3 separate regions of the Homo sapiens genome follow, and all the other regions are linked to region 3. The links are chromatin loops, found by intact Hi-C in ENCODE. Cell type or tissue: psoas muscle. All regions are shown on one strand.

What was found. A loop is a pair of places that touch in the nucleus more often than their neighbours do. Peaks named below come from ENCODE experiments on the same cell type or tissue, not always from the same donor. Only the 100,000 strongest peaks of a DNase experiment are listed, where the experiment ranks them.
Region 1: it touches region 3 in a loop (3-fold over the local background); 21 of 110 quality-filtered maps call a loop at or near these places.
Region 2: a loop joins it to region 3, with 3 times the contacts of the local background. A loop is called at or near these places in 2 of 110 quality-filtered maps.

The regions. Positions count from the first base shown.
Region 1 is chrX:120,364,356-120,366,855 of GRCh38, reverse strand. ATP1B4 (ATPase Na+/K+ transporting family member beta 4) reads right to left here. Exons shown (of 8, transcript NM_001142447.3): 2 at 67-331. Among named protein-coding and RNA genes, the nearest start is that of ATP1B4, 3.5 kb to the right of the region's middle. In psoas muscle, a CTCF peak has its summit at 1,379 (motif pointing left); a DNase peak (open chromatin) is centred at 1,345; H3K4me3 peaks cover 1,433 bases; H3K27ac peaks cover 2,500 bases.
Region 2 is chrX:120,333,009-120,335,508 of GRCh38, reverse strand. No RefSeq gene overlaps it. Among named protein-coding and RNA genes, the nearest start is that of TMEM255A, 23 kb to the right of the region's middle. In psoas muscle, a CTCF peak has its summit at 1,178; no DNase peak of the experiment used is centred here.
Region 3 is chrX:120,450,846-120,453,345 of GRCh38, reverse strand. The region is part of intron 3 of LAMP2 (lysosomal associated membrane protein 2); the gene reads left to right. Among named protein-coding and RNA genes, the nearest start is that of LAMP2, 17 kb to the left of the region's middle. In psoas muscle, a CTCF peak has its summit at 964 (motif pointing right); no DNase peak of the experiment used is centred here; H3K27ac peaks cover 1,290 bases.

The DNA.
Region 1 (2,500 bases), 86 kb after region 3:
GAGCCCTGAACACCACACCAAAAGCAAAGGACACCAGACTTTGGCATTGGGACTATTGGGACTTACTCCAACTCTGACCTGTTCGGGCCAGAAACATCCTTCTCTCTGGATCCCACAGGTATTCACTCATGATCTGCAATTTCTGCCACCAGGCATTGCCTGTTGGCTGACCTTGACCCTCTTCCTCCTCCTTTTCCTCCTCTTCCTCCTCTTCTTTCTCCTCCTCTTCTTCCTCCTCCTCCGATTTGGGCACCACCGTCACCCGAGCCTCTTCTTCTGCTTCCTCCTCTTCATCTGCTAAGTAGTTCTGGTTCGCTTCATCCGGATCATCCTGGAACAGTGACAAAACACAATACCCTTTTTGAAAAAAAATGTACAATGGTGCATCCCACCAGCCAAAAATAAATCGAAATGACTCAATATTTGGAGATGCTTCAAATTTCCACTTTCCCATAAACATACATGTTGTTACAAGAGGTGGATTTTCTTTCTCCCTAGTTCTTTTGGAGGAAATATCCTTTCTATGACCCATTTTGACTCAGTATTCTTTCCATAGAGGTGCAAGTTTTATTCTCAGCTTCAGGCATTTGGGCTCTTCTCCAAGGACTGCTCATATCACTACTCTGTTCTGGGGCCTTGACCTCCCACTTAACCTTGTCCTATCAGAGTAGAGGTGAGCTCACACAGGAAGAGGATGGAATAGTCTTAGACATTGTGTCTGTGATAGCAAACTTTCAGTCCAAGCCAGCTTTATCCTAACACCCTGTACACATTCAGCTGCTCAACTTCACCATTTCAAGTTGTGTCTAAAAATAGCCTGGGACGGACATCAGGAGGAGAGGCCAACTGCTGTACCCCTCCTCAAAACTTAGCCTTCCTTCCCAACAGAAACAATAGATGGGCAGTTATTAGCTGCTTCTCTGATTATTGCCCTAGTTTGAATCTCTTCCTACCTTAAATTGGTTGGAAAGACCATCTGAGAGCTGGAACCCCGGGCTTCCTTAGTCTCCCCCTATGCTTAGGCAAAAAGCTGGGCACGTAATACATACTCAGCACATATTTGTTGATTGACTGATTGCAGCCATTACTTGAGATTTGAAACTGTAATCTTCTCTGAGTGGTTCTAAGAAAATTAAACTGAAAAAGAGAGAGGGAGAGAGAAACCTAGACTTCACCAAGTGGTGTTTCAAATGCCTCCCAGCCACAGGCCAGAGAGTTGTATCTTTGCTCTTTGGGGGTTTGCCAAGGCTTATTGCAGCAGCAGAAAATGAGGCTGCCCTCCCTTCTCTGCTGTCCAAGTCTGAAGAGTTGCGGGGCTGTGCACCTGTTGGGTTGGATGTGTCAAACACTAGAGACCAGGGGCTCTGTGCTGCCCCCTCCCGGCCTGATTCCTCAAAGGCCATTTAGAGGGCACCCTGCTAAAAATGCTGCCTTTGTTGGGGGGAGGAGGGCTCAGCAAATTGGATTGTTCAGAATCAGTACAAGTGATACAGAATGACAAGGCTCAGCTCTCAGCATTCAGTCTGCACAGCACTATCTAGCTCTTGATTATAAGCCCTCTTGAATTGCTCTCTAATTTGTTCCAATGTACAGCTCTATATAAAATATCACATCAGAACCGACAGAGACCTTCAAGATTTACTTATCCATCTGAGGCCCAGAGATGGGACAGGATCTAGCCAAAACCATGCAGTAAATTCATGATAGAGTTGACGGTCTCGGAACCTATGTCTCTTGATACCCTGGACAATGATGTTTCTCCTCTATCACATTGAGCACAAGTGCCTAGAGGTAGCTTAGTAGATTAATGAAGCACAGTGCCTTAGGTTCTGTGTTCCTAAACGATTTTAGGGCTCAAGCCTGTAATCCCGACACTTTGGGAGGCCAAGAAAGGAGGATCACTTGAACCCAGGAGTTTGATGACAGCCTGAGCAACATAGTGAGACCCTGTCTCTACAAAATTAAAAAAAAATTAACCAGGCATGGTGGCATGCACCTGTAGTCCTAGCTACTCAGGAGGCTGAGGCAGGAGGATCACTTGAGCCTGGGAGGTCAAGGCTGCAGTGAGCTGTGATCATGCCACTGTACTCCAGCCTGGGTGACAGAGTGAGACATTGTCTCAAAAAAACACAAAAAAAGATTTTAGGTGCTTATTATAATCAAGGATGGCTGACTGACATAGGCTCACAGTGTAAGGCTTAGGAAAATAAACTTCATCACTCAATGATGAATGGATTAATACCTGTTCTTAAATATCTTTCACTTGTGTGTGAACCTATGCACACATTTAAACTCCCAAACTACATTTTGAGCACCCAGAGGGAGATTCCATATTTTCTAGCCTCTCGATGGCCCTCCACAGTGTAAAGCTGACAGTTAAGTACCCAGTGGGTCCTAACCAAATATCAGTGATACCTGCCTGACTTAAAATTCCTGATGCAGGACTCTGCGGGAATGCTCTCACAGAGCTTGTCACCCTGACTGAGCTGTCATGTATATC
Region 2 (2,500 bases), 120 kb after region 3:
AGTGACTCATTAGATAGAAGGGTTACTCAACAAGATTAACAGCTAATTTCTCATCAGAAACCATGGACACCAGAAGGCAGTAAGATGACATACTAAAAGTGCTGAAATAAAAGTATTGTCAACTAAGAATTCTACAGCCAGCAAATCAACTCTTTAAAAATGAAAAAGAAATTAAGACATTCTCAGATAAACAAAAACTGAGAGTGTTGCTGGCAGACGTGCCTACAAGAAATCCTAAAGTGGGGGTTTTCTGGCCACAGTGAAAAAGCAGGCGATAGCAACTCGAATCTACATGAAAAAGCAAATAAACCAGTAAATTTAACTACATAGTAAATATAAAAGACAATATCAGTGTATTTTTTCTTTGTTACTCTTTGTTTTGATAATCACTTCTTTACCCCATTGGTGAAGGATGGATCTCCAACCTAGGGTTATGGAGATGGCTGAAGACACCTGACACTGAACAAATGAGATCAACAGCAGTTTTTTAGTCACATATACCCACGACCCAGGGGAGGAAGACACATGCCATGCAAGACCACAAGGCGCTTGTGTTTGGGACCAGAGTGAACAAGCAGGGTCTGTGGGAGGCAGACTTTGTAATATCAAGAGGATAAGGTGATCCTTGGTTCCCACAGAAGAATGTGATTGGCTCATTTGAATAATGACATGGGCTGGCAGGGACTGAGGCCTGCTACTCAGTGATAAATAACAACTGTGTCTGATCCCTGTGATAAGGAGAGCTTTTTGGCTAGGGGACCTTATCAGTAGGAGCAGAATGGGGAAGGGAACTTGTGGTTAGGCTATTTGAGACCTTCCTGATTTTTCTAGATGTCAAGGCAGCACTTACTATTAATTTTAGGATTTATATCACAACTGACCCCTTGATGTTTTGACATCAGTTTAAACTTGTTGATCACTGCAACTTTGGGGGGAATAGAAGCAGAACATTCCTAGGAAGCAAAGTAGGCACTTGACCAGAAGAAAGATGGGTACATGGTGAGGTGGTCATCAAAAATACATTAACATTAGAGGTATCCCCATTTATGGCCAATAAAGGCATTTGAGGGACCTGTGTGACATTGGTACAGGGAAGGCATGTCCCCAGGGGGCATGAATTTAGACTAATCAATGTCTGTGGCAACAGTGACACCCAGTGGGGTGTCCATTTGTCACTTTGCAAATTAAATTAGAGTTCTCTGAAGAACCCATTATGCTTCCAATTAAACCAGCTGCCTGAGACCTATAGGGGTGGTAGAAGTTCCATTGAATGCTTTCTTCAATAGCTCGGCATTGTGTATTCTGAGAAGCGAAATGAGGGCCTTTGCCAATATCAGAAATGTCTGGAACTCCAAAGGGGATAAGAAGTATCCTGGTAAGGCCATGTATCGTGGCCTTAGTATATGTAGAGATGTGTGTGACCTTGATTTACAGATTGGGTATCTATGAGGCAAGAGATTCCCAGAGTTCTTTACCCCAAAGGAGGCAACTTTTAGGCAGTGGACCAAGAGTTTGCAAAAATGTCCAGATGGAACTATTTTTTGGCCAGGGCATTCAATGTTAAGATGACTGCCTGAAGTGTGGCTAATTGTGCTGACTCTTGGGTCCCATTCTTTTCAGGGACATTCTGGTTAAGGGATGGAAAAGCAGGAACATTCTGCTGAACTCCATCATGTATGATGGCAAGATATCATCCATAAAGTGTATGAATTTCTATTGCTGATCACTCAGTTGATCCTAAGGAGGTTCTTCAGGTAGCCAAGGGCCTGGGAGAGGGCTGACTTCCTCCAGTATTATGGCATCCAACAAGACTGAGAATAAGGGAGGCCAGTCCCTCCTGTAAGATTTACTAGAGTGACCAGGTTTGGCTCTGCTCTGTAGCAAAGAGGCCTCAGTAGCTGTGCTGTGCTTGTGAGGTTCTGCTTCCATAACACAAGACATAATGAGCAGCTGGGTATAGAAGATTACAGGTACAGGGGCTGCAAGAGCCTAGATTTTCAGGATAGCCCAGTATGTGGCCAGCAATTGCTGCCCTAATGGTATATAGTGCAGGTCTGAGAAGGGCAGTGCAGTTTCTTGCACCAGAAGCCTATGGACTGCTTATGTTCGTCATAGGTGGTCCAGAGACCCGAGAAGGCATGAGAGGAGGTTGCTAAAGCTTCTATGGTGAATGAGTCTCTGAGGACACTAACAGGAGTGCCTGTTGATTTGAATTTGGACAGATTCTAGGCTTTTTGTTGGAGAAGGATCCATTCAAGGTGGGCTGATTTGCAAATAACAACATCAGTGAAATTAATTAAATTTGAAACTGAGGAATATGTTGCTTCCAGAACCCCAAAAGTACTAAAAGATGGACATACTAACACTGGGTGCTAAAAGGATCGATAGTTTTTTCTTAACAATGTCAGGAATACAGTAGCTTTCAGTTTACCAAATAATGTTCCGGAATTTAATAGAGGTGGCGGGGCTTTACACTATGTGTGGAGCAATGTTCTTCCCC
Region 3 (2,500 bases):
GATGTCAAAAGATCCTATTCGAAAGAACCAGAAGTAAATAAGCTCACGTAAAATTTGGGAGGTATTGCAGAATGAGACTTGGAAATCAAATCCTAGTGTTCTTTTTACTAATCTCTTAGTTTGAGAGTATAACTAAAGCAAATGGTTATTGGCTATCTTATCAGTTTATCTTTGTGCCCTGTTTTGCCTTTCAGAGCTAGTATAAGATATGCCCCTCACTTTCAAGTAGCCTAAGAATGAGCTGGGGAGACAAAGCTAAATGCTATTCCCGAGTTACATGGAAAAATTGGAAAACATTGAGCTCAGTCTGATTTTGTTGTTGTTGTTTGCGTTTTTGTTTGAGGGAGTAGAGGGTTCATAAATCTCTTCTGACAGTGTGAGGAAAACTTTAGACTCCCTCTCAAAAAAGAAAAAGTACACAGTAAACTTTGCATATGGAACATAGTCCCTGAACCCATATGTAGATCCCTGTGGTTAAGAGTGCCTGATTTAGGTCGAGAATGGTAGCTCATGCCTGTAATCCCAGCACTTTGGGTGGCCGAGGCAGGCTGATCACTTGAGCCAGGGAGTTCAAGACTAGCCTGGGCAACATATTAAGACTTTGTCTCTACAAAAAAAAAAAAAAAAAAAAAGCCAGGTGTGGTGGCGTGTGCCTGTGGTCCCAGCTACCTGGGTGGCTAGGGTGGAGGATCGCTTGAGCCCAGGAGGTTGAGGCTCCAGTGAGCTGTGATCCCACCACTACACTCAGCCTGGGTGACAGAGAGAGAGAGACCCTGTCTCAAAAAAAAAAGAAAAGAAAAAGAAAAGACTGGCTGATTTAAAAGTGTTCCCGTGTTCCCACAAGTGGTCCTGATTAGGAGGAGTGATAAAGGAAGGCTCAGTGTGTGTTAGAGTAGTGAGAAAGCTTGGTAGAGAAGTAGGACCTGAGCTGAAACTCAGCTAATGGTAGAATTTGAGTAAGCGGAGGATTTTGAGCAGGATGTTTCCAGCAGGGGGAAGCATAGCATATGCGGCAGTAATTGGAGAGCTGCCTGATTAAATCAGGCTGTGTGTGTAGCAGAAGGAAAATAAAGTTGGCTAAATGAAGTGGGCCTAAATTATAGGGGGCCTTGGAAGCCAAGGAAAGACATTTAGCTTGATGGGGCAGGCACTGGGGAATCATTTTAGGTTTTTAAAGCAGGAGAATGATATAACAAAAGCAGAGACAGTAGCTTATAAAGAATATTCTGCAGGATTAGTTGAGAAGTGAGGAGGCTACAAGCAGAGATGCTGGCTTAAGAAGCTGTTATAGTAATCAAGGGCTGATGTAATAAATGCCTGGACTACAGGGGCATCAGTTGTTAGCAGTTATTAGGAGGAGGTGTTTAATCTGACATATTTGGATAGAAAAACTATGGACCCTGAAATGTTAACACTTCTCTCTTTCCCCTTTTATTTAAAACAAAGGGAGGATTACTTTTTAAATTACTACCTTCTATATAATAATATTTGAAACTATTTGGAATGTTAAATGGCTTCCTGAAATGGACTATTAATAATTGTTTTTGATATAGTTCAGTGTTTCAAGAATACTAATTTATGGCTGGGCGCAGTGGCTCACACCTGTAATCCCAGCACTTTGGGAGGCTGAGGCTGGTGGATCATTGGAGGTCAGGAGATTGAGACCAGCCTGGCCAACATGGTGAAACCCTGTCTCTACTAAAAATACAAAAATTAGCCGGGTGGTAGTGGTGCGTGCCTGTAATCCCAGCTACTCAGGAGGCTAAAGCAGGAGAATCGCTTTAACCTGGGAGGCGGAGGTTGCGGTGAGCCAAGATTACGCCACTGCACTCTAGCCTGGGCAACAGAGGGAGACCCTTCCTTACCCACCCCCAACAACAACAAAAAAAACTAATTTAGGCCAGGTGCAGTGACTCAACGCCTGTAATCCCAACACTTTGGAAGGCCAGGCAGATCGCTTGAGCTCAGGAGTGTGAGACTAGCCTGGGCAACATAGCGACATTCTGTCTCAAAAAATAAAAATAAAAAACTACTAATTTATTTTTAGGCATCTGATAACTGAAGTAACATTGAAGCTGCTTTTTTCTTTTTTAAATTTTTTTCGTGATTAAAATATAGAAATGTACTGGCCAGGTGTGGTGGCTCGTGCCTGTAATCCCAGCATTTTGGGAGGCCAAGGCAGGCAGATCACCTGAGGTCAGAAGTTCGAGACCAACATGGTGAAACCCCATCTCTACTAAAAATACGAAAATTAGCTGGGCGTGGTGGCGTGCACCTGTAATTCCAGCTACTTGGGAGGTTGAGGCATGAGAATCGTTTGAACCTAGGAGGTGGAGGTTGCAGTGAGCTCATATCATGCCACTGCACTCCAACCTGGGCAACAGAGCAAGACTCCATCTCAAAAAAAAATTATATATATATAAGTTACGTATATAATAAGGGTTTTTTAAAAGGCTCTACATATACATATATATATATAAAGATTATATATCTATAAAGA